Regions from separate parts of the Homo sapiens genome. Here region 1 is linked to region 2. Evidence: read pairs that join two places in POLR2A ChIA-PET (ENCODE). Cell type or tissue: OCI-LY7. All regions are shown on one strand. Links, peaks and the distances in the headings refer to the core of each region. The heading gives the core; the rest is flanking DNA. Region 1 overlaps PACS2 (phosphofurin acidic cluster sorting protein 2). Region 2 has its middle 13 kb from the start of NUDT14.

Region 1 (14,747 bases), core at 2,705-10,704, 180 kb before region 2:
TGTCTCCTATGGAATCACGTGAGCCGTTAAAGACAGAAAACTTTCTCCGGCTGAAGGCAGAAGAGATGAGGCAGGAAGGCCAGGGAGGCCCAAAGTGTGAGGGGGACTTCACTGGGCCTTGCTGGTTCCGAAGGTGGAGGAGGGACCCTGGGCCAGGGTACGAGGACGGTTGCCAGAAGGCAAGAATGACCAACGGCCACCAGGCGGCAGGGCAGCCAGACCCCCATCCCGCAGCCACACGGAGCTGAACTCCACCAACCACCACGCTGGGCCTGCACTGCATGACCTCGGAGCCCCAGTCAGGGCAGCCACCAATACCTCCACCCGAGCCCAGCGAGACCCTGGCCAAGAATGAGGCCACAGCCTCGGGATGGCAATCTCCAGAACAGGAGGAACAGAGGCTGTTTCTGGTGGCCACATCCGCGGTCACCTGTTATGGTGGCTGCTGGCAACTGAAGGAGCAGCAAGTTGGGCTGGGGCTGCCAGGCCGGGGCAGGTGAGGTGGGAGGCCGCTGCGTGGCTGCAGGGCTAACTGGGGCCGCGCCTCCAACATGCAGCAAGGCCACCTTCTTCGTGTTGTTTAGGTTAAAAAAGTGTGAGAGCAAAAGGTCTACCAAGCTTCCTGACTCTGACTGGGGCCTCTGGCTCCTCAGCAGCTGCCCAGAGGCTGGCACCTGCCTTCTGCCTGGTGTGCTTGCCTTCCTGCCCCCAGCTGACCGAGGCCTCCATACCCAGACCCATGCACAGAGCTGCCTGCCCTGCATCCTCTCCTCCTGCCCAGGCCAGGCCACCCCAGCCAGCCCCTCCTCCCATCCAGCCACAGAGACACCTGCCCTCCCCCTCCCCACCTGCCTCTGCCTCCTCCTCCTCAGGGAGGGGCACCCAGCATGGGAGCTCTACTCCCCACCTGAGTGAACGGAGGTCCCCTGCAGTTCCCAGGGCATCCCCCAGAGACGGATCCCCTACAACGGGGTGCCACACCCAGCCCAGCCAGCACCCTGGGGGACCCCTCTCGGTCCTCCCCAGCCCAGAGCTTGCACCCCCTGGCCTATGAAAGGAAAGCTGCCTGGCTCAGTGCAGCCGTAGCCTGGGCCTGCCAGGCAGCCGCACACCCCTCCTTCCAGCCACCAGAGCCTTCCCAGGCTTCGAGGCAGCTGGCCCTGCCCACCCCGTCTCCAGGGCTGGACATGGGTCTGCCAGAGTGGTCGCAGAGTGGCCGGGGCATCTGAAATGGCTGTTCCTCCCCGCCCCGCCCTGTAGGGCTCACCGCAGCTTCGGCTTGGGGGTGCTGAGGACGCTGTCGTCATCCTCCATGTCGGGGCCGCTGTCGCTGGGGTGCTCCATGTCCAGGGTGTCATACAGGAGGTCCAGGTCCTCCTCTGCCTCGGGGATGTGCTCCGCAGGGTCCTGCTCCGAGTCCAGGACCTGCACGGGTGCCAGGCACGCGTGAGTTCCCTGCAGCAGCCCACATTGCCCCACTGGGGGCGCCCGAGACCCCAGAGTCTGCAGGAGCAATAGGAGGCGGGCACCCAGCCACCAAACCCCTCCACTCAGCACGGCTGTAGTCCAGCTTCTGTCTTGGAGCTCGGGATGATCACCGAGGACCCCCGGTCCCCAGGTACCGGTGCGTGTGGCATTCCTCCACCTCCCCTGGGCTGGTGCAGTCATCTGGGCTGCCAGGGTGCACGGAGGGCCTGGGTGCAGGCAGGTGAGCTCTGACGGGTGTGGGCCACTGTGCAGCCACCACCAAAACCAAGACAGAAAGTGCTCCCCACACCCAGGAGGCTCCCCTTTGCCTTCCTCTAGTGCGTCCCCTCCCTCAGCCCCAGGCCCTGCGAATCTCACTCTGTTCCTGTACATTCTGCCCTTTCCCGAGTGCTACCCAAAAGGAATCATGTGGCCTGCAGCTCTCGGTGGCGGGGGGAGGAGGGCGTCATCCACCCAGCGTGGCACACTTCATGTTCCACTGTGTCCCCACCCAAGTCTCACCTTGAATTGTAATCCCCATAAGCCCCACGTGCCAAGGGCAGGACAAGTGGAGGTAACTGGATCCTGGGGGTGGTTTCCTCCACGCTGTTCTCATGATAATGAGCACATCTTAAGAGATCTGATGGTTTTATAAGCATCTTGTATTTCCCCTGCAGGCACCCACTCCGACCTGCTGCCCCATAAAGAAGGTGCCTGCTTCCCCTTCTGCCATGATTGGCAGCTTCCTGAGGCCTCCCCAGCCATGCTGAACTGTGAGTCAACTAAACCTCTTTCCTTTATTCACTTCCTCTGATGGTTCTGCAGTGCGCCACTGAGTGGGTGGACCCCAGTCTAACAGATCACCAGCTGACGGGCATTATGACCATCACAGATGAAGCTGCTGTGAACGTCTGAGTGGGTCCATGCATGTGTGTGTTCACCTCCCTGAAGTCAACACTGAAGAACAGGGGTGCTGGGTGTCTGGCAACTGCTTCCTGTGGCTGCCACACCACCTTACATTCCCCCAGCAGGGTGTGGGTTCCTGCTGTTACACCTCACCCTGTTGCATTTCATTTGTTCCAGCCATCCTAGTGGGGATCAAGTAGTGTCTCATTGTGGTTTGGTTTACATTTCCCTAATGACCAGTGATAATGATCATGATGATCGTGTACTTATTGGCTACTTGTGTGTCTTTGAAGAAATCTATTTAGAAAGATCCCTATTTTTTTTTTTTTTTTTTTTTTGAGATGGAGTCTCGCACTGTCTGTTGCCCAGGCTGGAGTGCAGTGGCACGATCTCGGCTCACTGCAAGCTCCGCCTCCCGGGTTCACGCCATTCTCCGGCCTCAGCCTCCTGAGTAGCTGGGACTACAGGCGCCCATCACCACGCCCGGCTACTTTTTGTATTTTTAGTAGAGATGGGGTTTCACCGTGTTAGCCAGGATGGTCTTGATCTCTTGACCTTGTAATCCACCCGCCTCGGCCTCCCAAAGTTCTGGGATTACAGGTGTGAGCGACCACACCCAGCCCCCTGCCCATTTTTTAATTGGACAATTCACTGTTCTTTGTCTTTGAGAAAGGGTCTTGCTTTGTTGCCCAGGGTAGAGCGCAGTGGCACAATCATAGTTCACTGCAGCCTCGACCTCCTGGGCTCAAGTGATCCTCCCACGTCAGCCCCCAAAGTGCTGGGATTACAGGTGTGAGCCACTGTGCCTGGTTCTGACAAGTGATAATCACTTTATTAAAACACTTGGCTTAAGCATCTGCAATGGTGATGTCAACCGCGGCTCGCAGCTCAATTCCAACAGAGCAATCAGCCTCACAATCCAGGATGGACCAGGCAGGTCCACGAGCTGCTTATGGATTCTCGTCTGGAAGTGATCCTGTGTCTGAGAACCTTCACCACAAGGTGTGTTTCTCTTAGTGATTCTCAAAGACTTGGCAGGCATCAGAACTGGTTCTTTCACTTTGAGATTGTTTTTCTCCGTGCCCCTCATAAGCCAGCACACACCTCCAGGGATTTTACATTGCAGCTGGTCAGGGTAATTCTAATTCAAGGAATCACTCCACGGGCTCCAGAGGTGTCCTCCCGGTGTCTTTAAAAGCCGTGGCCACGAGGCGGCTTCCTGGTCGACTTCTCAGTACAAGTGGACAGCAGCGAGTCAGGGCAGGAGTGGGCGGGCCCCAGCTCCGTGGCACCTGAGGCTGCATCGTTCTCAAAGCAATGGACAGTTCAGCTTTTAACTAGACTGTCTGTGTCTTTATTTTTCAGTTATAAGCATTCTTTATGTGTTCTGGATTCAAGCCCCTTATCACATATATGATTTGCAAAAAACATTCTTCTGTTCTACTGTTCGGTTTTCTTGATGGCACTATTTGGTGCACAAAACTGTAAAATGTTGCTGTGGTCCAGAAAAACTTACCTTTTGTTGCTTATGCTTTTGATGTCACATCTAAGAAACCCCTGCCTAACCCAAGGTCATAAGATTGGCCCATTTTCTTCTAAGAGCTTTATAATCTTAGCTCACAGATGGAGATATTTGATCCATTTCAAGTTTTTTTTTTTTTTTTTGAGACAGAGTCTCGCTGTGTCGCCCAGGCTGGAGTGCAATGATGCAATGTTGGCTCACTGCAACCTCTGCCTCCCAGGTTCAAGTGTTTCTTCCACTTCAGCCTCCCAGGTAGCAGGGACTACAGGCACCCGCCACGATGCCTGGCTAATTGTTTTTGTATTTTTAGTAGAGACGGGATTTCACTATGTTAGCCAGGCTGGTTTCGATCTCCTGACCTCAAGTGATCCGGGTCACTTGAGCCTCAAGCCTCGGCCACTAATCCCAAAGTGCTGGGATTACAGGCGTGAGCCACCGCACCCAGCTGATCCATTTAGTTAATTCTTGAATATGGTGTGAGGTAGGGGTCCAAATTCCTTTTTTTTTTTTGAGACAGGGTCTCACTCTGGTTGCCCAGGTGGAGTGCAATGGCATGATCTCAGCTCACTGCAGCTTCCACCTCCTGGGCTCAGGTGATTCTCCCACCTCAGCCTTCCGAGTAGCTGGGATTACAGGTGCATACCACCATGCCCGGCCAATTTTTTGTATTTTTAGTAGAGATGCGATTTCACTATGTGGACTTATGCAATCTGCCTGCCTCAGCCTCCCAGAGTGCTGGGGTTACAGGCATGTGCCACCACAGCTGGCTGTAATTCCTTCTTTTGCATGTGGATATCCAGTGGTCCTAGCACCTTTGTTGAAGACTATTCTTCCCCCATGGATATCTTGACATCTTTGTTGACCATCACTTGCCCATAAATGGAAGGGTTCACTTCTGGACTATCACCTCCATTCCACTGATCTCCATGCCTGTCCCTGGGCCAGCCCCACATGGTCAGGATTACTACTGTGGTTTTGTAGTACATTTTGAAATTGGGAAGTATAAGTCTTCTTTCTTCAAGACTGTTCTGTCTGCCCTGAGTCTCTGGCATTTACACATAAATTTTAGCTGGTCAATTTCTACAAAAACACAGCTGGGAATCTGATACGCACTTGAATTTGTTGAATTTGTACATCAATTTAGGGATTATTGCCACCTTAACAAGACTAAGTTTTCCAATTCATGAACATATGACATCTTTCCACTTATTTATATCTTCTTTCTTTAAAAAATGTTTCATAGTTTCACTGTATGAGTCTTACTCATTTTAAAAATCAGGTTGCTTTTCTTATTGGGTTTTGAAAGTTTTTAATATATCTATTGGATACAAATCTTTACCAGGTATGTTATTTGCAAATATTTTCTGTCAACCTGTGGCTTTTTTCTTTTTTTTTTGAGACGGAGTCTCGCTCTGTCACCCAGGCTGGAGTGCAGTGGCCCCATCTTGGCTTACTGCAAGCTCTGCCTCCTGGTTTCACATCATTCTCCTGCCTCTGCCTCCCAAGTAGCTGGGACTACAGTCGCCTGCCACCACGCCCAGCTAATTTTTTTGTATTTTTAGTAGAGATGGGGTTTCACCATGTTAGCCAGGATGGTCTCGATCTCCTGACCTCGTACTGCCTCGGCCTCCCAAAGTGCTGGGATTACAGGCGTGAGCCACCGCACCTGGCCATCTTTTCATTCTTTTAACAGTACCTTTCAGAAAGCAAATTTCTACTTTTTTTATTGTGTTAAAAATATATAAAACATAATATTTACCATTTTATCTATTTTTAGGTGTACAGTTCAGTGGCATTAGTGCAGGATTTAAGTTCATATTTTTTAAGGCTTAGAATCTAGGTAATTTAAATTTTAGGCTTTTACATTTAGGAATATGATCCAGTCAAGCTGAATTCTGCACATGGTGTGCATTGTCAAGCCTCAGTTTTTTTGCGAAAAGATATTTTCTCCAATGAACTTGGCACCCTTGTTGAAAATCAACTGACTATCCAGGTGTGCCACCTTTTACAATGAAAAATTCAGAAGGCAGCCCTCAGCGGACGCTTTCGCTGTGAGCTGAAGCTGAGGGCTGTAAGGAACAGACTTCACTCTGGTTCCTCCTCACAGGATGGGTCCCAAGCAGAGCCCTGCTCTCCTCCTCACCAGACCCACTGTGTGGCACCTGGGCACAGGGCAGCCTGGATGCCAGTGCTCTGTGGTCAGCCTGGGGGCTGTGAACGTTTGTACCCCCAAAATTCCTACACTGAAACCTGACCACCAAGGTGCTAGAATTAGGAAGTGGGGCCTCTAACAGGTGGTTAGGGCCCGAGAGCTCTGCCCGCTGAATAGGCTCAGGGCCCTGATGAGGGAGGCTTGAGGGAGCTTGTCAGGCCCTCTCACCACACAACACACAGAAGGTGCCCTCTATGGGAAACGGGCCCTCAAGACACCGAGTCTACTGGCACCTTGATCTTGGACTCACAGCCTCCGGAACTGCGAGAAATACACTTTGGTTGTTTATTAATTTCCCAGTCTAAAGTATTTTGTTATAGCAGCATGAACAATCTCAGATGGCTGTAATCCAGGCGGTGACCTCGTCTCACTGTGCATCTCCTGCCCCCTGAGGGTTGCTGTGAAGTCCTGGGCAGGGGGCAGTGCCAGGTGTGGCACTCCTAGTGGCCAAGACACAGGTTCAGAGCTGTGGCGGAGATGGTCTGGTCTTTTCAGGAAAGGGAGTGATGGGTGGAAAATACGGAAAGAGATCCCATCACTCCATTAAAGTACTGTGTTGACCTGCATGAATTTCACACAACGCTGTGCAATTATCCCTATGAAAACGATGTCCTCTCCCTGAACAGCGTCTGTGACGTTGGCCCATCTTTTCACAGTTTGGGTTGTGAGTCTCAGAACCATAATCTGTGTAAGTGAAATGCATTCTGGGACTCAGTTCAGTTGCCCAGGTGAGTGCAGAACCCCACGGTCAAGATTCAACCAAGAACACCCACCCCTGAACCCACAGGCGCTCAGCAGGGCTCAAGGAAGCCCCAGGCCAGGGAGCCGACTTGGCTAAGTCCCATCTTCAGCTGCACTTGGGAATGTTCCAATCCAAGATGCAAACCAAAAGACACAGGGGCCCGATGACCATCCCAGTGGCGGAGCTGCCCTTCCTCTGCGGCCAGTTGGTGATGTTACGCTGTTCCCAGAAATGCTGCCTGCCCCACCGGGCCACAAAGCACCTGTTTCGGCACATGGACCTGACAGCCTCGCTGAGTGTGTGCCCCAGGGGCTGAGCTGGATGCATCCCGAGTATGTTAGGACACAGCGCCATCTACAGGCAGTGTGCTCTCAGGCCGACGGGTGACAACCCTGCTTCAAGGCTGAGACGCTTAAACGCCACCTCTCCACTTCAGGTCCTGAACCCAGGCACGTTTTTCTTCTGACGTTAAAGAAACAACAAAGGCTGGGCGCGGTGGCTCACGCCTGTAATCCCACCACTTTGGGAGGCAGAGGCAGGCAGATCACTTGAGGCCAGGAGTTCAAGACCAGCCTGGCCAACAGGGTGAAACCCTGTTGAACCTGGGAGGCAGAGGTTGCAGTGAGCCGAGATTTGAAGTTTTTTCTTTTGAGACAGGGTCTCGCTCTGTTGCCCAGGCTGAAGTGCAGTGGCTCAATCTCCACTCACTGCAGCCTTGGCCTACTAGGTTTCCTCCCAAGTAGCTGGGACTACAGGTGCACACCACCACCCACAGCTAATTTTTGTATTTTATTGTAGAGATGGGGTTTCACTATGTTGCCCAGGCTGGTCTCAAACTCCTGGGCCCAAGTGATCTGCCTGCCTTGGCCTCCCAAAGTGCTGGGATTACAGGCATGAGCCACTGAGCCCAGCCATGTTTTTCTTTTCGGTATGAAAATTATACAAGCTCATTGTAGAAAATTCAGAGATTAGAGAAAAGCTAAAAGATGAACATTAAAAATCCATGGAATGTCAGTAGTGGGGGGCTGTCAGGTGGGGAGGGGGGGCCCATGTCAATAGTGGGGGGCTGTCAGGTGGGGAGGGGTCCATGGGAACTCTGAACTTTCTGCTCAATTTTGCTGTAAACCTAAAACTGCTCTAAAAACTAAAGTCTATTTATAAAAAAAAAAACACACAAACTAATGGTTACATCCCCCTGAAAATGACTTTCCGACTTCCAGGGTATTCACGACTTCTACTTCAGCAGAGACCCAGCGGGTGACCTGGAGCCCGGGAGGCAGTGCCACTGTCACTGCGCCTCGCAGACTGTGCGATGCTGGCGGGGCCGTGCAGACGGTGAGCGGCAGAACCAGAGGTGGCCCGGAGACAGACCCCAGAGGCCTCCTCCCGACCAGGTGCTGTTGCAGGCGTGGGGGCCGCGAGCAGAAGGCGCGGCGCACTCACCTCGTCGGACACTTTGAACCTCCGCAGCAGCGCTACCACTTTCTGCTTGAAGTTCTGTTGCTGCAAGACAGGCGGTGCAGAGTCAGAGCCGCCGCCAGAGCTGCAGACCCGCCGCTGGAGCCCCTTCCTCAGGCCCAGGCCGCACCCAGGCCCGCCGTGGGAGAGCAGCAAGGCCTCAGCACCAGCCACGCTGATGGATTCGCTCGTGGCTCCCAGAGGCTTCCCAACAGGCCTGAGGTCTGACAGTTCCATTCCTGGCCAAGGGGGACCCGGGGAGGCGTGTGCGGACTCCATGGTTCTTCCAGAAGCCTCTGCAGCCCTTCCCAGGCTCACGGGGCCCTTCCCTCAGCACCCCCTCCCAGGAAAGGCCCTGGCCGACCCCAGAAGGAAGGTGCTGGGCACCCACGTGGGGTGGGCAGGTGGGCGAGTGTGGGGTGGGGCGTGCTCCAAGAGCCTGAGCCCCGTGGGTGCCTCGTGCCACCCTGGACTGCAGAACCTCGGCTCCAGCCACTGGGTGAGCGGGACCCTCAGCCACCCTCTCGGGGACCAACCCTACAAAGGCAGCCCACGCCCTCCCTTCACAACAGTTGGGCCCAAGGGGGCCCTGGAATGGAGGCTCAAGCTGGTGTTCTGCACAGCGGGGGCTGCTCTCCAGGCCAGCAAGACACAGCTTCACCACTTTGGGAGCAGCTTGCCCGTCCCTGGCACCGTCTGCCCACAGCGCCCCCTTGAATGCTGCCAGAGGAGGCGGCGGTGTCCGGGCTGGGCTGTGCCCATGTCCCTTGTCAGCACCAGGCACAGAGCTCCCCGCCCACCTGCGCTGGCCTCCCTGGAACCGTGCCTGTCCTTGGGGTGTCCAGGCGCCAGGCGGTGGACCCTCTGTGCCAGTGCCGGACACGGCCTCTGAGGAAAGAGCTGCCTGAGCTTTCCTCAGGGAAAAAATGCTGAACAGCCCTGCCAAGCTCCTGGGGACCGTGGAGGTAGGTAGGCCAGATCCCAAACAAAAATGGGGGAACCAGCCCACTCAGGTGTATGTGGGCACCTGACGGGACAAAAGGGAGGATGGCCTCCCGGAGTTTCTGCACATGGAGTGAGCCTGGCAGCGAGGCAGCCTCCCAGCCTTGCTCAGGGCCCACTGAGCCTAGCGGCCACACAAGGCTAAAGCCAGGAGATGTGGCGAGGCAGGGGAGACAGTGGCACCCGGCAGGAGACTGGCAATCAGGGGGTCTGCCACGGGACATGCTGCTGTGACCTGGGGTGAGATCTCACTTCCCACGCCCGTGTCCCCCCCACGCCCAGGCTCCCAGCGTCCTCCCCGACCCTCGCCTTCCCCAGCATTCATAGAAGCAGTCTCCACCAACCCTGGTCATGGACGTCGTTCTTACAATCGATCTCCGCTGCTTCTTCGGCTTCCCCACGTCAAAGTCGTCCTCGTCCAAGTCCTGCAGAGACATATGCAGTGGCTGAGGCCACGGCAGCCTGCATAGTGCTGGCAGGACCCTGCCAGCCTCAGCGTGGGCGATGGGAGAGGCCCGGCACTGAGAGCCCACCTGTGTCCCAAGACTCTCAGAGCCACCTGAGCATAAACTCGGGCCCCTGGGGTCGGGAGACGAGAGATGGGCGGCCAACCAGGGGCCAGGCCCGTGGCTCACCCACCCTCACGAGGCCCTGGTGACAGCTGGTGAGGACCCCACAGACCCCAGGACACCCGGTGTGAGCCAGGAGAGGGCGCGGAGCCCCGGCCCCAGGTCACCTGCCCCTGCACGGCGTCGTCACTGGCCTCCTGCTCGGAGGAGAAGCTCTCATACTCCTCCTCGGAGTAGTTATCTGCGGAATGAACAGACAGAAGGGAGGGTGCCGTGAGATTCCACCCGGGAAACCAGGCAGTGACCACCCCCAGGCTTCCCTGGACACAGAGTGGGGGCAGCGAGGAGGTGGATCCATGCAGGACAGAGGGGCTCCAGACACAGGTGCCGTGGCCCCGAGCCCCCGAGTCCCCCAAGTCCACTGGCAACGGTCCAGGTCGGGGTTGGCAGGAAGTGGGGAGGGGCAGGGAGGGCAAAGGGGGCCACATGAACTGCTCCGGCCTCCACGGCCCCTCCTGCCAGCTGGCATTTCAGCCTGGATTTGCACCGACTGGGTCTCCCCCGCCTGAGGAGTAGGGGAGGCCCTGGTGACCCCACTGGGGTGGCGGCAGCTGTGGCACCTGCCCATGGCGGGCCCTGCACCCAGACCAGCAAGGGCATCACAGTGCGACCCCACACCTCCTTTTTGAGGACACTCAGGACTCAGGCCTCTTGACCAAGGAGCTGCAGCCACGGGGGCAGAACAGGGACCTGTGGCAGCCCGGACCCTACAACAGCGCGCACCTCTGCTGTGGCTTCCAGACAGGAGAGCAACTGACACGTGCTCCGGACCCCCAACTCCTTAAGCCAGGCTGGACAGTTTCTGCCACCCGATGTGCCATGGCTGGAAGGCAGGGCCTCCCCACAGCAGGGGCAGGAGCGGGCTGGCACCACACTCACCCGTGGACTTGGCCTTGGGGCCGGCCTGCATGGTGCTGTCTTCGTGGTCAATGGGCTGGCTGGACAGGGAGGCGATCCAGATCTCGGCCGCCTTGACGGGGGCCTCCTTGATGCTGCTGCAGAGGCTCAGCACCTGGCCACCTTCAGACGGGTGTTGCATCACCTGCAGGCCAGGGGCACGGTTCTAGAAAGCAGCACGACGGGAAGGAGCCCCGGTGCCCTGATGTGTGGGCTGGGGTTTCTGAAGGGCTTTCTCTCTCAGTGACAGCAAGGGGGACCCTCAGCAGGGCAGCCACAGGGCAGGGAGCATCCAGTGGACAGGAAACGTGGCCACTGGGGAGAGGGGACAGATACGAGAGGAGGACACAGGAGCCAGGCGGACAGACGAGAGGAACACGTGGGAGCTTTCACGAACGGGCCATAAGCAGAGGGCACTGGGCTGTGCTGGAGAGGCCAGTGCCAGGCACAGTCACGAGGGACTGAGATGGACAGACAGGGGTGTCCGCGGCCCTCCTGATCTCAGGCACGACTGCTGTCCATGCAGTGCCACCCAGGAAGATCCTGGCCCCCTGCTCCAACCCTGCCTCCACCCTCCACCCACCCAAGAGCTCAGCAGCAGCAAAGCAGTGTGTGAAGCCGGCTGCCCAACCCACAGGAGCCAATGCCCAGGGACCAGTGTCTGTGGGGGACCAAGGAGGAGCCCAGCACTCTCAGCCAGGCCGGAATCTCCAGCAGCAGGAGACACCCACCAGGCCTGGCTCACAGGCCAGGTCCAGCTCCTCTGTTGTGAGGCACTCAAACCACGGAGCTGCAGAACAAGCCCCGGCCCCTCCTGCAGCCACGACCTGTACCCAGGCACAGCCCCGCCGTGCCCCACGCCAGCCTCAGAACCACACGCCATGACGACAACTCTCAGACACTCACAGCCTTGGGGCCAGCTGTGCTCTAGAAGCCGCCTTTTGGGGCTATCGGTTCACATCCAGATGTTAGGATTTTATAGACCAGATTTATTTATTTATTACTTTTTTGAGACGGAGTCTCATTCTGTGGCCCAGGCTGGTGTGCAATGGTGCGATCTTGGCTCACTGCAACCTCCGCCTCCTGGGTTCAAGTGATTCTCCTGCCTCAGCTTCCCAAGTACCTGGGATTACAGGCATCTGCCAGCACGCCCAGCTAAGTTTTGTATTTTTAGTAGAAACAGTTTCACCATGTTGGCCAGGATGGTCTCAAACTCCTGACCTCAAATGATCTGCCTGCCTCGGCCTCCCAAAGTGCTGGGATTACAGGCGTGAGCCACCACGCCCAGCCGACCAGATTTATTTTGATTGTGGGGTCCTGATTTGGGCTGCTAATTCTTCAATTAATCAAGGTAAAAAAATGTTTAAAAGTTTACATTTGCCCTCATCTTCATTTCAGAAAATGACGAAGGGCAGCTGGCAGCTTCTGCCAACACTCGCACCCACTGCTGACGCCCTCGTGCCCACAACTCGCCGGGGCACACGCAGCTTCACGTACTTGGAGGCTGCTGTTGTCCAGGCCCCCAGCACCCTGAGTCGCCTTCTCAGAGTGGCATCTGATGTGGCAGGGTCTCAGTGTCACACAGGGGTGAGAACCTGGAAGCTCAGAAGCCCTCGGTCAGAAATGCTGAGCCCTTGCTGGGGATCCCAGTAAAATGAGCTCAGAGGGGAGGGGGCTGCCGGGCTGGGGTCCCGGAGGAATCAAGGTGGGGCTCAGGTGGTGCTGCACCTGCTCATACCAACCTCCACGGGGCTCAGAGGGGTCTGGGCCCTTTTTCTCCTAAGAAAACCCTGCTCGCTTCCTCCTTCAGGTGGGAGGGCAGGAAGGAATGGGGCCTCTTATCAAAGATGCTTTTGCCGGGATCCCTGGAGCTGGCTGTAGTGGGAATGCTCTGCTGGGCCCGCAGCGGGCCAGGGGCGGGTTGTTGATTAGCCCCCGCTCCACTCAGCCTGTGGTCGACCTATATGTGAACACTATTTTGATATCTGCAGGCCCTGGAAGTCCCAGGCCCCGACACTCCAGGCTGCATGTTCCTCTCCTCCTGACAGTGCTCCTTGGGGCGTGCGTCCTCCTGCCAAGGGGCCAGCCACCCCTGAGCTGGGCACTCCCCTGGGGTGATGCTGGCCGGCAGGTCACTGTCCTGGACTGTGGCCATTCCCACTCCTGCCCCTGCTGACCCTGAGACCACCCTCCCGGGTTAGTCCAGCAGATGCTCTGTGGATGCTCTGCAATCCTCAGCAAAGGGCTGGAGCTGCCTCACCAGGGAGGGTGGCCCCAGGGCCCAGCTCCCTCCACCCCTGACCCTGACAGGCTCCTCCCTCTTCCATTTTCAAATAGATTTTAGTGACTAGGAAAATTGAGGCCGGGCATAATGGTTCACGCCTGTAATCCTAACACTTTGGGAGGTTGAGGCAGGTGGATGGCTTGAGCTCAGGAGTTTGAGACCAGCCTGGGCAACATGGCGAAACTCTTATCTCTACAAAAAGTATAAAAAATTAGCTGGGCATGGTGGTGCGCACCTGTAGTCCCAGCTACTTGAGGACTGAGGTGGGAGGACTGCTTGGGCCCAGGGGCTTGAGGCTGCAGTGAGCCAAGATCACACCACTGCACTCCAGCCTGGGTGGCAAAGTAAGACCCCGTCTCAAAAAAAAAAAAAAAAAAAGAAAAGAAAATTGCTCAGGATGTCACACTTAATTGTACAAATACTACAATAAAAATTTTACAAAAACAGTCATGCACCACGTAACGACAGAGGTATGTTCTGAGACATGCATGGTGAGGAGACCTCGTCCTCTTGCCAACATCGCAGCAAGCCTGGATGGTGCCGCCCACCGCGCACCCAGGCCACCGCCCACCGCGCACCCGGGCCGCCACCCACCGCGCACCCGGGACGCCGCCCACCGCGCACCCGGGACGCCGCCCACCGCGCACCCGGGACACCGCCCACCGCGCACCCGGGACACCGCCCACCGCGCACCCGGGACGCCCACCGTGCACCCGGGACACCGCCCACCACACCCCCGGGCCGCCGCCCACCGCGCACCCGGGACGCCCACCACACCCGCAGGCCGCCGCCCACCGCGCACCCGGGCTGCAGCCCTCACTCTGCTCTGCTGCACTTTGCTGATCTTCTGTTTTTTACAGTGAAGGCTTTTGGCAACCCTGCATCAAGCAAGTCTATCAGCGCCACTTTTCCAACAGCACGTGTTCACTTGGTGTCTGTGTCACATTTTGGTAATTCTCCCAATATTTCAAACTTCTTCACTATTATTATATCTGTATGGTGATCTGTGATCAGTGAGCTACGGTGTGACTATCACAACTGCTCTGGGGCACCACGAACATCACCCATGTAAGACAGTGAACTTAATCAGTAGGTGTGTGCGTCTGACTGCTCAGCCCACCGGCCATTCCCATGTCTGTCTCTCCTGTGGCCTCTCTCTTCCGAGACACAATAATATGGAAATTAGGCCAATTACTAACTCTACGGGCCCCTAAGTGTTCAAGTGAAAGGAGGGGTTGCACATCTCTTTCAATGAGAACCTAGAAATGACTGAGTTTAGTGAAGAAGGCACGTCAGAGCCGAGACAGGGTGAGGGCGAGGCCCCTTATACTAAATCACCAAGCAGTGAATGCAAAGAGAAAGCTCCTGAGGGAAAGGAAAATCGCTGCTCCAGCGAACACAGGAAGGAGAATCAGCAGAGCAGCCTCAGTGACGGTGTGGAGAGAGTGAGTGGCCGGGATGAAGATTGAACCAGACAACACTCCTTTAAGCCAAAGCCTCATCCGGAGCAAGGCCCTGACTCCCTTCACCTCTGTGAAGGCTGAGAGAGGCGAGGAGGCTGCAGAAGAAGTTTGGAGCTGGCAGAAGTTGGTTCATGAGGTTTTAGTAAAGCAGCCGTCTCCATAACA
Region 2 (14,747 bases), core at 3,391-11,390:
AGTCCGGGGGGCCTCGATTGGGGAAGTGCCCGCAGCTCAGGCCCGCTGACAGGCAGGGAGGGAGCGTTACATGTACCCACTTAACAGCAAAGCTGGGACCACAGAGGCCCAGGAGGCCCTAGCTGGACTGAGATTGGGATAGGAGGCCGGGCAGAAGGCCCAGTCACACCTGCCCAGGGGAGGCAGTGCCCACTCTGCCAGACGATGTGGGGACCCTCCTTTCCTTTGCGGCCGGGGGCCTCTGCACCAGCCCGACTGAGTCATTGCTGCCTCCCTGTGGACAATAACGTTGTCTGCCAGGTACCCGCCTTGGTGGAGCCTGGGAAAATGACCCCAGCCTAACCCGGCCGCCAGCACACCTCGGGGGCTGGCCCCCATGGCTCTGCTCCAGCCTTGACCACCCACCCATTGAGCTGAGTTGGCCGCTGTGGGGGTCCTGGGCGGCAGTGCAGGGCCGGACTGCAGGTGCCACAGAACCTGGCAGGTGGAGGCGGCACTGTGGGCTGAGGCTGAGCTAGGGTCAGCACCTGCAGGCCACAGCCTCGCCTGCCTGGGGTCCAGGAACACACATGCTGGGAGACATGTACCCAGCATGGAGACGATGTTCGAGCTTCTGTCTCTGTGCTCTGCCCCCGCGGCGCCCGGAGGATGGGGAGTGGCTGCCATCCCCACACAGCCCACCCTCCAGGCCTCACCCCTTCGGACTTCCCCTCCCACAAATCCCTGACCGGAGCATTCCCTCCAGCTGCACGTGGGGTTCTGGAAAATGCGTGTTTCTCATGCATTTGTTCATGGATTCACTCAGCAAGCGTGGAGAAAGCCTGACAGCCAAGTGCGTGCGCAGAGTCGGCGAGGATGAAGCAGGGAACCGGGAAGTGCTGCCCACAGGCCAGCGCCCCTGTCCTTGTAGGGGAGATGCGCTTCGAGCCACCCCCTCCCCAACAAGATCCATAGGCACAAGTTTGTGCAGGGAAATCAGGGCGTGAGGCGCAGCGGCCGGCCGGCAGAGGAGAAGTGGTCTTGCCAGCTGCTGGAGGGTGGGCTGTGGGGCTGTGAGCAGAGCGCATGCTTAGTTCCATTTTGGAGCACTCTGGGGAGGGGATGGAGAAGGGCCCAGAGGATGGGGGTGTCCCTGGGTGGGGCCGGGAGGTGGGTGGAGGAGGAGATGAGACTGGCTCCCTGGTGAAGGTCTCAGCAGGGATTTGTTATTAGGGGAGGGGGACAGCGGAAAGGAGTAGGTTCAGGTGGGGCCAAATTTAGGGGCCTGTAATGTGTGGAGGGCCTGGGGCTGGAAGAGCCTGGGATGATGTGATCCTGGGAGGTGAAAATCAGGGCTCAGCAGCCTGCTGGTGGCCTTGGAGGGCCCTGGGCACGCTCTTGGGCTGGTGTGTCCCGGCCTGGCTCCCGGGGAGGTTGCTATTCAGAGACAGTATTTCCCAGCCCACCAAGGGGAGGGGTGTGGTGGTCACATGGCCACTGGGGGACAGGTGCATCTGTACATACCCATGCACAGGATGCTCGCAGGCTCTGCAAGCTGGGGGAGGCCCCTCGGGCCCTGGCCATCAGGAGGCGCTGCGGGACAGCTGGGTGGGCTGTGTGGGGTGGCAGCCTGAGGGGCCCTCAGTGCCTGTGTGGGTGCAGCCCTCTTGCAGGTATTGGGCGTGTGTGACAGTGTCATGAGGAGGGCAGGAGCCTCGCCGATGGGAGAGGAGGCCTCTAGGGAGGGAAGGAGTCCACTGAGGCAGCTAGCTCCTTTGTCACTTAAATGGGGTGGCCACCTGGATTTGGGGTCGGGGCACCCTGCACAGGGGAGCTTCCTCGGAGCTTTCTCTGCTGCCCGGCCCAACTTCCGGCCCAACTTCCATTCTCATCCTGACCGGTGCAGTGTCTCCAGGCGAGTTGGGCGAGGGTCGCAATAGGATGGGGTTGGAGGGTGAGTTCTGCCTTGGGGACACACCAAGCTCAAAGACAAGGTCCATGGGGTGGAGGCAGGAGAGGCAGCCTCAATGAGGCGGGGCTGAGAGGGCTCTCAGGAGCCCATAAGCCTTCCCAGAGGAGGGGCTGGCCGGCTGAAATGGGCTACAGAAGGTCCCAGGTGTAGAGGTAGGTAGGCCTTCCAACCTAGGACTCAGGCAACAGAGGGTGTGTGACGGCAGGGCTGGTGGCTCTAGGGAGAGCAGGGCAGAGGTAGGGAGAGCAGGGCAGAGGTGGGCAGAGCCCCACAGCCAGGGACAGCAAGGGCCTCTGAGAGTGGGGGGCTGGAGTCCCCTGAGGCTGGGGTGTCATGCTCTTTATAGTGGAGGACCCCCAGCCGGTGGGTGGGAGCAGGTGCAGGGCCACTGAGGAGGAGGTGTGTGCTGGGCGGTGGCAGTCCTGCAGCCCAGGCCAGATGGTGGGGTGAGGTGGGGACGGGGTCCTCTGCTGAGAGCCGGGAGTGGGATGTTCGGGTGCTGGGCTCTGGATGAGTCACTGCTCACCAGGCCGCCCGGCGCCAGCGGGGGCCTGGCCGCAGGAAGCAGCAAGGGCTGATCGAGGGCAGGAATGGAAGCCGCTGGACCTCCCACTTCCTGTGGCCTGAGAGCTGGGGCTGGACGCCGGTGTCCACCGCCTGGGCTGGATGGCTCAGAAAACAGAATGCACAAACGCCATGACCTGCGTGGCTGAGCACCGGGGGCGTGCAGGATCTGTCCCAGTGGGTGCAGGGAGACCCAGGAAGCTTCTGCTCACACAGGAAGGAGGCTACAGAAGGGCTATGGATCAGGGTGGAGTGGAGACGGTGGTCCCAGCAGGGCCACAACCAGGGCCAGGCCAGTGAGGTGGAGGAGGGTGTGGCAGGCAGGTATCCACTTGACCAGGCTTCGGAGAGGGTTCAGGGGTACCCAGGAGAGGGGGGTGCTCACAGCACATGGTAGGGCACTCTGGGGCTGGCTCCTTGGATGGCGGGGCCCTGGTTGGGCAACGATGCTCAGAGCCCCTGAGCCAGAAGGCAGCCTGCAGCACCCCAGCATTTCTGGCATACTGTGGTCACCACCCCAGCCCACCAGCAGGGGCCCAGGGTGATCATGCTCAGCACCACCGCTGCCAAGGTGGTCCTGTAGGACCTGCATAGGGGAGCTTCCCTAGAGCTCTGGTCACAGCCCCAGCACCCTCTCCCTGGTACCCCCACCTGACCTGACTCCTGGGGACCCCAGCAAATAAGCAGTCACCACTATCCACCTGCCCTGCCATGGCTTGCCACCGCCTCCAGGTTGCCACTCCAGAGCCTTGCTCCTGTCCCTGGTCCAGCATGGCCTCAGCTCCTGCTGTCCCCACCTGTGCCCCTGGGACTCCTTGCCCTCCCTGTCAGCACCCGGCTTTCCCCTGACTGGGGTCTATGCCCCGCTGTCCCTGCCTGTCACGCCTTTCCTCTGTCACCTCCTCCCTTGGCAAACTCAACCCAAGTGCCACCTCCAAGAAGCCTTCCTTGCCACCCTCACCCCCATGGCTGGGCCAGAACCTGCTCTGGGACCTCTGCAGCTGGCAAGTGTCTCTTTGTCCTGACTCTGCTCACCTTGTGTCATCCCTGTCCTGGCCAGTGGCTTGCTGAGGGAGGGGTCTGTGGCTGGTAGAGATGATGGCAAGAAGTGCCATGGGCTGGACGTCTGTCTGGGGCTTGCCAAGACCAAAGTGGGCCTGGGCTATCTCATCCTGCCCAGAAGAGAGGGGCTGCCTCAGTTTCCCCAAACCTTGAGTTCTTGCTCCTCCTTCAGCCCCCAGCCCCTGACCCCTCCCAGTGCCACACCCCTCCTGTGTGATTATCTAATCCTGGGGCAGCCAGGTGCCAGGCTGCTGCGGGAAAACGCTGAGACACCCCAACCCCTCCCGGCCCTTGCCCTAATGACAGCTCTGCACCTGCCCACACAAAGCCTTCCCAGATTCGAGTGGGAACGTGGTGCCCCTGAGCCCTCTGGAGCCAGCACAGCGCTGACTCCTGATCTCCCTGGGTGCTCAGGCCTGGGGATGGGGGACAGGGAGCCGCCTCTTCACTGGTCCTAGGTTCAGTCTCTGCCAACACAGAGCTGCCCCAGGCCTCGGGAGGAGGTAGAGTCTTCAAGGAGAGTCTTCCGGAAACATGGCCCTCGAGGACTCGGAGGCTGTCGGACAGTCCTGCAGAGTCCAGGGGGGTGGGGGGTGGGCAGGAATGTGGCCTCTCCCTCCCGATGGCCCTGCCCTGAGGCCCAGCTGGGGAGGATGTTCCTTGGAGCAGACCCCCCCCACCCCATGTCCCCTTGCCGCATACACAGGCATGAGGCCCAGGCTGCCCCTGGGGACAGCAAGTGACCGAACCCTGCAGAAAGCCAGGAGATGCTGCAGCCACGTGGCCAGCCCTCCCTGGCTGTCATTCTGTCCAAAACAATGCGAAGGAAACGCAGCCAAGCCCTGAGGCTCTCCAGTGTCATGACGTCTGGTGCATTTTGGGGAAATACCAAACATCACGCCCTCTTAAAAGCGCGGCTTCCTTGGCGTGCACAAGGGCCAGGCTCTCAGGCAGCTGGGTAGAGTCTGGCCCCCACATACTCTCGCCCCCCACCCCGACCCCGCCTGCCCAGGGCTTGGGCCGGACCCCCAGACCCCAGGGCGGGGTCAGGTGCAGGGACGGGGTCAGATCATAGAGGGCCCAGACTGCGGGACCCGCCGTATCCTAGGGGTTCAGATCTCCGGGCAGGGTCAGGTGCAAGGGGCAGGGCCAGATCCCAGGGGGTTCAGTTCGTCGGGGGAGGTAGAGGCGGGGCCAGATCCAAGGGGGGGTCAGACCGCGGGGCAGGGTCGGGGGGCAGGTGCTAGGGTGGCTCCCCGGTGCGCTCCTGGGATTGGTCCCGGGCGCTGGCTCCTCTTTAGTCCCCAGCGGGGCGGGCACGGCCCCCTGAGGCCGCAGCTGAGCCTCCCACTCCCGGCCTGCGGTCCCGAGTCCCGGCCGCACCTGCCGAGGCCCAGGCCGCGAAGGAGGGAAGGCCGAGCCGGGCATTAGCCCCCGCGCCGGGCGCCGCGGGGAGGGTCTTATCAGCGCGGGCAGCTGGCGGCCTGTCCCTGCGCGAGCGCCCCGGCCCAATTCAATGGCCATTGTCCGCCGGTCCCTTTGTTCTGAGGTGTCCGCTTCCTGCCAGGCTAGGAGCGGGCGGGCAGGAAACCCTCCGAGCCGAGGCCCAGACGAGGAGGCCGGCCCAGCCTGGGGTCAGAGGCGACGGCAGACCTGGCTCGGGGCTCCCGGGGGCTGGGGAGTGAGGCTGGGGCTCGGTGTGCGGTCTGCAGGGCGGGGGCAGGAGCGGGATGTCCCCTCCAGGGGGACACTGTGAGGGCGGGGCTCCCGCCTCCAGATCCTGCGGCGCTGGGGGCGGGTGGAGGAAGGAGGAGGAAGACCCTGAGACAGAGGGTGCCCCTCCCAGCTCTGCAGCCTTCCTCTGCTCCCTGCTGGATGACAGGCTCAGAGAGAGCGAGGGCAGGCTCAAGTTTCAGGGTCGTGAAAACCCAGCGCCCACGGCCTCCCATGCGGAAGACGCCCACCCAGGACCGTGGGCTGGGAAGAGGGGCTGAGGCCTGGGAGGGGAGTGATGCGGCCAGGGTTCATCCCTCCTTCACGGGGGCCCTGCGGCGCTCCTGACCATCTGAGGCCGTCTCCACCCCCTCGTCCTCTCTCCCCTGTGCTCCACGCTGCCCATTCACCAGGCCCCACAGGTTCGCCCAGCACAGCACCCTGGTTGGCTGGCCATCGGTTGTAAGCTCACCCGTAGCTGGGGCTGGGTCTCTGGGAGCTGGTGGGAGGGGGAGTTGGCACCAGTGCCACAGCCCACCGGTGCCCACCAGAGCTCCCCATGGCACTCGAGGCCACTGAACCAGCTGGAGCAGGATGGCCACAGCCGCTGCTCACTTCCCACCATGTGCCCTGGGGTCTCCTGCAGTTCCTTTTTCCGAGACCCCCTGGGTGCCTTCCCAGCAAAGCCCTGGCCCTGACTCAGGCCAACTCAATCAGCAAACGGAAGCCACCGCGGGGATTTCAAACAGCAGAACTTAATGCGAACAGCTTGGAGGGGATGCAGGAACGTAGAGAGGAGAGTCTGGCAAGCCGGAAATCAATTTCCTGCTGCAAGAGGCAGCCGGCAGGTGGGGTTGGGGGGGGTGCTAGCCAGGTCCCACTGCTGCCGTGTCCCCACAGATTGGGCCAGTGGTTCACCCCCTCTTGCTGACGTCCCTGCCGTCATCACCACTGCCTCTTTCTGTCCCCATGTCCGCCACCACCATCATCACCTGAAGTTGCCACTGACGGACAAACATGGCCTGTCCCTCCTCCTTCTGGACTTCCTTGGACAGAGCTTCCAGGGAAGTCAGCAAGAGAGTGTGGGAGATGCGGAGGCAGCCTTCCCTGGTGGAGAGGAGGCCCCCCACCCTCCAGCTCACGGGCACGGTGGGCCCCAGGTGGGGAGGAGGCCCCCCACCCTCCAGCTCATGAGTACAGCGGGCCCCGGGTGGAGAGGAGGCCCCCCACCCTCCAGCTCCCAGGCACAGTGGGCCCCAGGTGGAGAGGAGGTCCCCCACCCTCCAGCTTACAGGCACAGTGGGCCCCAGGTGCAGAGGAGGTCCCCCACCCTCCAGCTCACAGGCACAGTGGGCCCCAGGTGGACAGGAGGTCCCCCACCCTCCAGCTCACGGGCACGGTGGGCCTGGGGGCCACGTGCACATGGCTTTCAGCATTCCCACCTACAGCTCCTCCCGGGAACTCGATGAGAGCAAGCCAATGGCCATCCCAGCCCAGCTGCTTGTCCCTTGGACAAGTCTTCCCTGCCTCTGAGGCTCCTGGGGGAGTTCACACAGGTGAAAGGAGGTGCCAGATCTTAGTGGGCACTCTACAAGCAGCAGCACGTGTTTATGAAGGGCCTGGCACGAACCGGGGCACTCTGGGGAGCCATGCCATGCTGCCTATGAACCAGAGAAGTGGGGAGGCAGCCCTTGGCATAAGGAGCCAGAGGGCACACAGCCCAGGAAATGGAACAGGGCCCTGAATCTGAGTCTCCTGTGTGAGCTCAGGTCCTCTGAGAAGAGGACACCAGGATCCCATGCAGGTGCGATTCAGCTGGGGAAATGCAGGTGAAGGATAGAGAGGGGAGGAGGCACAGCAGCAGGGAGAGCCTGACTGACGCAGGGGTGCTGGGAAGGATGGAGGTAAGAGAGCTGGGTGGTGGGTGGGAGGAGCCTCAGAGCTGGGGCTGCCTGGGCACGATGCCAGTGTGATGCGGGGCCAGCGCTGGGCAGCTGGGCATTGTCTACTGGCTCCTGCGTCAGGATGTCTGCACACAGCCTCGTCACAGCCATCTTCACCTGGTGGCAGAGGAGGGCATGTGTGTCCCCCGGGGGCAGGGTGGTCCCACAGTCTCTGTGTGCTAGAGACTCCTAAGGGGAGACTTGGGGGATGGAAGGAAGAGGGGAGGGGGTGAGAACCTTGAAGACCAGAGGCCCCAGGGTGGTTGGCCGGGTCTCTGCCCAAGAGAGACCAGGAGGCAAGTGGTCCCAGGAAGGGCAGTGGTCTGGGGGCGGGTTCCAGGCTGCCTCGTGGTAGCAGGAGCTCCTCAGGCTTGGGGACCACACACAGGTTGTATACAGAGCTGGGGAGAGACTGACGGCGGCTGGGCCCTCAGAGCAATGATTTGGAGCTGGGTGGATTCTCCCGGAAGCTGGGGGCGGGGTGCAGAGGAGCTATGCCTCGGTTGGCAGGAACCTCCGCTGACTCCTCCTGCACCTTCTTTAGATCTCCCACTGAGATGTTGCCCTCCACCTCTCTTCTCCAGAAGGGAAAGATGTTGGGGTGCCCTCAAGTTTCCTTTACCATGAAGGACTGTCCCCTGGCAGGTCAGATGTCCCATGGGCTCTGGGCTCACTCAGGAGCACATGCTTTCCAGGACCCGCAGGCACTGGGCACCTGCAGCCATGGCCCCTGTACAGTGGCCCTCCCTGGCCTCCCCATGTCCAGGGACACCCCCCACTCCCCAGCCACTGTGGGCTCCATGACCACCACTCCCACCCCACCCTTGCTGCCTGGGCACCCACAGCCTGCCCTCACCACAGCCCCTCAGTGCCCAAGCACCCTGTGCCTGGCTCCTCAGGAAGCCCTCCGTGATTTACACCAGCTGTGTTGATGCGTGTGTTCTGGCTGCTGGGTGTGGAGCTGAAGCCTAGGAAGAAGGCAGGGGCTCCCTGGAAGGGCAGTGGGCCCTGGCCCGGCCCCGGGGGGCTGGCAGAGCGGGGAGGCTCTGGGACACTGGGCCTGGCGGTGTTGGCTGGGGCGCGGTGTGGGGGCTGTCTTTGTGGGAGGTCCGTGCGTGAATCACCCCTTCAGGCACAGGCACAAATGCAGGAAGTTGCCATTCTACTGAACTCTATTTTCTCTCACAGAGGGGAAAGTCTGTCACACGAAGGGCATTGTTCCCTGGGCTAGCGCTTTCCGGGTGGGCTTGCTCTGCAACGGGGGCTGGGGCTCACTTGGTGCTGGGGCCCTGGGCTGAGCCGTTTCCCTTCGAGACCCAGGGGCGCCTAGGGGCCAGGAATGGGGGCCTCGGTCCAGCGGCCAGCCCCAGGTGACACACGTCCACAAGGCGGGTGCCGGCAGGAGCAGGGCTGGGGGCCTATCGAAGGAGGGGCTGGGTGGGCCTGAGTGCGGCAGGTCTATTCTGTGCCTGGCGGTGGTTTCCGGAGTCCCCATGTACAGGGTGGGCTGGGGAGAGGAGGGCAGATGTGTCCTCCTCTGACTTGCCACACCCTCCCTCCTCTTCCCAGGAAGGGACCATAAGGCGTTCCCTAAAACTGTGAGGCCAGCCCAGCCCCTGCCCCCAGGCAAGGCTTGCAGCCCCCAGCCCTGCTGTGGGCCTGTTTGGCTGCTCTGTCTTGGGGAGACCCTGCCGTGGTTGGGGAATGCGGCTGGGCCGAGCAGGAGGTGGAGCCCGAGAGTCCTGCGGGGATGTGTGGGGTCAGCGTGCAGACCGAGGGTCCTGCGGGGGTGTGTGGGGTCAGCGTGGAGACCGAGGGTCCTGCGGGGGTGTGTGGGGTCAGCGTGGAGACCGAGGGTCCTGCGGGGGTGTGTGGGGTCAGCGTGGAGCCCGAGGGTCCTGCGGGGGTGTGTGGGGTCAGCGTGGAGACCGAGGGTCCTGCGGGGGTGTGTGGGGTCAGCGTGCAGACCGAGGGTCCTGCGGGGGTGTGTGGGGTCAGCGTGGAGCCCGAGAGTCCTGCGGGGATGTGTGGGGTCAGCGTGGAGACCGAGGGTCCTGCGGGGGTGTGTGGGGTCAGCGTGGAGACCGAGGGTCCTGCGGGGGTGTGTGGGGTCAGCGTGGAGACCGAGGGTCCTGCGGGGGTGTGTGGGGTCAGCGTGGAGCCCGAGAGTCCTGCGGGGATGTGTGGGGTCAGCGTGGAGACCGAGGGTCCTGTGGGGGTGTGTGGGGTCAGCGTGGAGACCGAGGGTCCTGCGGGGGTGTGTGGGGTCAGCGTGGAGACCGAGGGTCCTGCGGGGGTGTGTGGGGTCAGCGTGGAGACCGAGGGTCCTGCGGGGGTGTGTGGGGTCAGCGTGGGGTCTGAGGGTCCTGCGGGGGGTGTGTGGGGTCAGCGTGGAGAATGCTTTATGGGCTGATGTGCTACCCAGAGAACCAGGGCATCGTCTGCAAAGGTCTGGGGCAGCGGGCACCCCTCCCACATCCTAAGGGCAATGCCAGATGGGGATGGACGAGGGAGCCATGTCGGAAGTCCCAGGAGAAGCAGCACTCGGGAGCCGAGGTGGAGGAGGAAGAAGCCACCCCTGTTCTCCCAGCTCCATGGGGGGCTGGGAATTGGGCTGAGGGAGAGAAAGTGACTTGTGTCTTCTCCTTGGGCCAGACTCCGCGGCCCAGGCCAGAGCCTCGTCATTTATGAGCTCTGGCCTCCAAGCCTGTGGCTGCATCTGAAGCCCATGGTGGACACCTCCTGCTGCTGCTGGGCCCGCCCCTGCACTCTCCGGAAGGCACTGCCCAGTGAGGGTGGTCTAGGGAGCACCCGCAGGCCCTGCCCCAAGTACCCACCACCCAGCCCCACCCGCCCCATCCCATGACGGGGACCCTCTCTTGCGCCAGGCTGCCCTGGTGTCCCAGGGGCCCCATGGGGTGTCGGGGCACACCCAGAACACGTGACGCCCCTCTGTTGCCTTCGTAGTCCTGGAACCACGGTCGGGAGCAAAACAGACCAACAGAGGAGACAGGACTAAGTGAGAACTGTCCACAGGCTTGGAACACGCCGCGGGCAAAGAGGACCTGGGCCCAGCCCCTCAGGCACTTTCGGCTCTGCGGGTCTCAGAGGGCCTGTGTGCCGTCGGCGGGTGCTATCACCTCCCACCTTGTGGGTCTGTTCCCGGGGGAGATGGGTCTCAGGGGGAGGCGGCTGGCATGGCAGGTGCGCAGCCCTGGAAGAGAAAGAAGCAAAGTGCCCACCTATGCCAGCAAGAAGAGGTGGACTAGGCATGCACAGAGGGGCCGGGGCAGGGCAGAGGCCCAGGAAGAACCACCCAGAGGCTCAGAGGTGCCCCGGGGAAGGGGCCAGAGCTGGACACGGGTGGTGGTGGGGTTTCCCCAGAACACACAGTGGTGGGGGCAGGGTCTTGGAGCCTGGGGAGGTGTGGGCATCCTCCTGTTCACCCCAGGGAGAACAGGTCGCTGGAGGAGGACTCTTTGAAAATACAAAGTCAGAATTTCCCTAGGTTAAAGATGAACAGCTCGAGCAGGAAGGGCTCACAGCTCCAGCAGGAGGGTGGGGCCCAAGGCATCGAGGCATCTGACAACAGGCCCTGGGGCTCAAAGGCACGTTTGTCCCCCTCCCCATCGCTCAGCGACCCCCTCCCCATCACTCAGCGACCCCCTCCCCATCGCTCAGTGTCCCCCTCCACATTGCTCAGTGTCCCCCTCCCCATCGCTCAGCAACCCCCTCCCCATTGCTCAGCGACCTCTGCTGCTGCTCCCGGGTTCTGCCTGGGGGACCTTCCACCTTTCCTATGGGCTCCCCAGCCCTTCTCACCCAGGGAGGCCCCTGGAGCACTGATTCAGGGCCCTCCCCACCTGCAGGGGTCGACTCACACGCTCCAGCTTTCGTGTACATAGCCAGTGACACTTCACAAAGTTTTCCAATTTGTTTTCATCGTAGTAAAAGATACACAATGTAAAATGTACCATGGTAACCACTTTTTAAAAGTTTTTTAAATTGAAAGAGTAATACATGCCATGGTAAAATTTAAATAGCACCTAAAAGTATGCAGTGAACAGTGCATTCCCTACCAGAGTCAACCATGGCCAACAGTGCTTGTGTGTTTTATATTGTGTTAAAACATGCAATAACAACATTTACCATCTTTTTTTTTTTTGGTGGGGGGGTTAAGATGGGTCTTGCTCTGTCACCCAGGCTGGAGTACATCATAGCTCACTGCAGCCTCGACCTCCTAGGCTCAAGAGATCCTCCCACCTCAGCCTCCCAAGTAGATGGGACCACAGGTGCACCACCACGTCCAGCTAATTTTTTGTAGAGACAGGGTCTCGCTATTTTGCCTAGGCTGATCTCGAAATCCTGAGCTCAAGCAATCTGCCTGCCTCAGCTTCCCAAAGTGCTGAGATTACAGGTGTGAGCCACCGTGCCCGGCCATCTTGACCATTTCTAAGTAAACAGCTCAGGATTGTGAAGGAACATTGATGGCGCACAACTTTTGCCACTATCATTTCCAGAGCCCTTCATTGTCCAAAACTGAAGCGGTTCCCATTCAACACCAGTGCCCCCGTCCATGCTCCCCAGCCCCTGGCGCCACCACCCCACTTTCTGTCTTTATACCTTCGACTCCTCTAGGATCTCCTATAAGTGGACTTGGGCAGGATCTGTCTTTTTTGGGACTGGTGTATTTCACTCAGCATAATGTCATCAAGGGTCACCCATGAGTCAGAATCTCCTTCCTTTTTAAAGCTAAGTAATATTCCGCTGTATGTATATATCACACTTTGCTTATCCATTTCTCCATCGATGGACTTCAGCTGTTTTAGGTACAAGTTTTAAATTTTCATAAAGCCCAATTTGTCTATTTATTATCTTGTTGCCTGTACCTTTGGTGTCATACCCAAAAAAGCCACTATCAAACGGAATGTGTTGGAGCTTTTCCTCTGTTTCTTCTCAGAGTTTTATGGATGTAGCTCTTGTATTTAGGTCTTTCATCCATTTTGAGTTAATCTATTTTTTTTTTAGAGACAAGGTCTCGTTCTGTGGCTCAGGCTGGAGTGCAGTGGCATGATCGCTGCTCACTGCAGCCTCTACCTTGGTCTGCCAGGGTGCTGGGACTACAGACGTGTACCACCACACCTGGCCCGAGTTAGGGTGATTAGGGTGGTTGGTGAAGATCCAGCTTCCTCCTTTTGCATGTGAATACCCAGTTTCCCAAGGACGCCTCGCACTCCACCCAGCTCCACAACAAACAAACCACATCTGCCCTTGCTCCAGGTGGGCCCACCTCCCAGGTGCTTGGGCCAGAAAACCTGGGGAATATCTCTGGCTCTCCTGTTTCCTTCATGTTGAACTCTTCTTGGATCTGCTGTTGGGTTACATCCTGGATCCGGCCACGGCTCATTACGGGCCTGTGGCAGACACAGTGTGCGGACCACCCCCGCTCTCATAGTTTCTACCACACTCGGCGGCAGAAGCCACAGGAGTGAGTGACGTGCCCCACCACCATTCTGGGCCGGCTCCGGTTCCCACACCACCTCTCTACACTATGCCCCCCCCTTTTTTTTTTTTTGAGAAGGCCTCAGTGGTCTTCAGCGTGGGGCCAGTTCTGCCGTCTCCTTTCCCTCTCCCGACGTGATTATTTTGAAGTCGATCCTAGATGTCGCCTCCTATTTCAGTTTTATCTCTAACTCGTCTTTCAGAAACTGCCAGCTCAAGCATCCCCAAGCCAAGACGCGACAATGTGGAAAACACCGCGAACAGGGCAAACAGAACATTCTCCACATGGACACATGTTACGTCTTCAAACGGGCCTCAGAATGGCCTGAGAAGTGGAAGCAGCCCCTGGAGACAGACAGACGATGAAGCAATGCCTGCAAAATGCTGGAGGAAAGTGACTTCCAGCCTAGACTTCTTTTTTTTTTGAGATGGAGTCTTGCTCTGTCGCCCAGGCTGGAGTGCAGTGGCGTGATCTCAGTTCACTGTAGCCTCCACCTCCTAGGCTGAAGTGATTCTCCTGCCTCAGCATCCCGAGTCGCTGGGTGGCATGCACCACCATGTCTGGCTAGTGTTTCATATTTTTATTAGAGACAGGGTTTCACCATGTTGGCCAGGCTGGTCTCAAACTCCTGGTCTCTTGTGATCCACCTGCCTCAGCCTCCCAAAGTGCTGGGATTACAGGAGTGAGCCACCACGCCTGGCCCTAGCCTAGACTTCTATACCCAGCCCAGCTATCATTCAAGGATGAGAGTGTAATAGACATTCTCAGATAGGCACGGTGCTCAAAATGTGTCTTCCACGCACCCTGTCGCAGGAAGTGGCTGCAGGATGGGCTCCACCAGAGCAGGGGGAGGGAGCCTTCAGAGGGCTGTGAAGGGAGGTGTCTGGAGGCCAGCTGTGCCCACGTGGGAGCTGGCCGTTGAGAGTAGAGGGTGTGACAGCAGGTGGCGCCCGTGGTGCAGCTAGGATGCTGCTTCTCCACCGCACCTGCTCTGACTCATGCCTGGGACCTGGGAGACGGTGGCGAGGCGCTGGGGGGTTACAAGCAGAACTGCAGAGCAGCCCCTGCCAGCCTCGTCACACGCCCTGACTGTGGGGACCTGGGTATCCTTAGAATCCTCTAGTCCCCACCCACTGATGGCCCTGAATGGCTCCTGTGAAGTCCCCGGGAGGCTGAAGACACCTTGACCCCAGGCTCTGTTCAGTTCTCTTCTCTTGAGACTTTCAGCTGACAGGGTGAGGTTGAGCCCACTGTGAGATTAGGCAAGACAAAAGATAATATAGCTTAGGACATGCAAAACAGGCTGGGTCACTGGCTCACGCCTTGATAGCACTTTGTGGGGGCCAAGGAGGGAGGACTGCTTGAACCTAGGAGTTTGAGACCAGCCTGGGCAACATAGCGAGACCTCATCTCTACAAAAAATATAAAAAATTGGCTGGGCATAGGGGCGCACACCTGTAGTCCTCACTACTTAGGAGGCTGAGGTGGGAGGATCACTTGAGCACAGGAGGTCCAGGCTGCAGTGAATCAAGATTGCACCGCTGCACTCCAGCCTGGGCAAGGGTGAGACCCTGTCTAAAACAAAAACAACACCCCCACCAAAAAAAGAAAAACAAAAAACAACCTATCATCACCAAAACTCCCTATCATAGGTGAAAAGAAAAGGCTTTTCCAGATGCCCAGAAAAAACAGCAGTTCCCAGGCTCTCCCTGCCAAGCACCTCACGAAGGCAGGACCTTCAGCCTGGGAGGAAGCCTTTGTGTACTCAGCCTCTTCTGCAGCGCACTCCTGGGTTGCAGGTGCTCCAACCTGCTCAGCCCCTTTGCTTAGTGAAGCCGCCCTATTCCTACTCAGTGCAGAAGCTTGGCTGCACACACACTCACACACACACCCCCCACACATACCCCCCCACACTCACACACACGCACACATACCCCCACACACACACCCCCTATACACACCCCCACATATACATATCCCCCCACACACATACCCCCCACCCCCCCACAAA

Evidence for each region. ChIA-PET counts read pairs that join two places held together with the same protein. Peaks named below come from ENCODE experiments on the same cell type or tissue, not always from the same donor. Only the 100,000 strongest peaks of a DNase experiment are listed, where the experiment ranks them.
Region 1: POLR2A ChIA-PET joins it to region 2 with 6 read pairs; 3 of 35 experiments call an interaction of 5 or more read pairs at or near these places.

What each region holds. Positions count from the first base shown.
Region 1 is chr14:105,363,446-105,378,192 of GRCh38, reverse strand. It overlaps PACS2 (phosphofurin acidic cluster sorting protein 2), which reads right to left. Exons shown (of 25, transcript NM_001100913.3): 5 at 10,818-10,980; 6 at 10,046-10,119; 7 at 9,654-9,734; 8 at 8,293-8,352; 9 at 1,268-1,425. It also overlaps the pseudogene RPS20P33. Among named protein-coding and RNA genes, the nearest start is that of TEX22, 28 kb to the left of the region's middle. RefSeq lists an enhancer at 7,022-7,091 and silencers at 7,070-7,273, 13,627-13,816. In OCI-LY7, for the core only: a CTCF peak has its summit at 7,203 (motif pointing left); a DNase peak (open chromatin) is centred at 7,202.
Region 2 is chr14:105,187,068-105,201,814 of GRCh38, reverse strand. No RefSeq gene overlaps it. Among named protein-coding and RNA genes, the nearest start is that of NUDT14, 13 kb to the right of the region's middle. RefSeq lists enhancers at 4,372-5,153, 5,154-5,935, 9,064-9,845. In OCI-LY7, for the core only: no CTCF peak of the experiment used is centred there; a DNase peak (open chromatin) is centred at 7,704; H3K4me3 peaks cover 713 bases.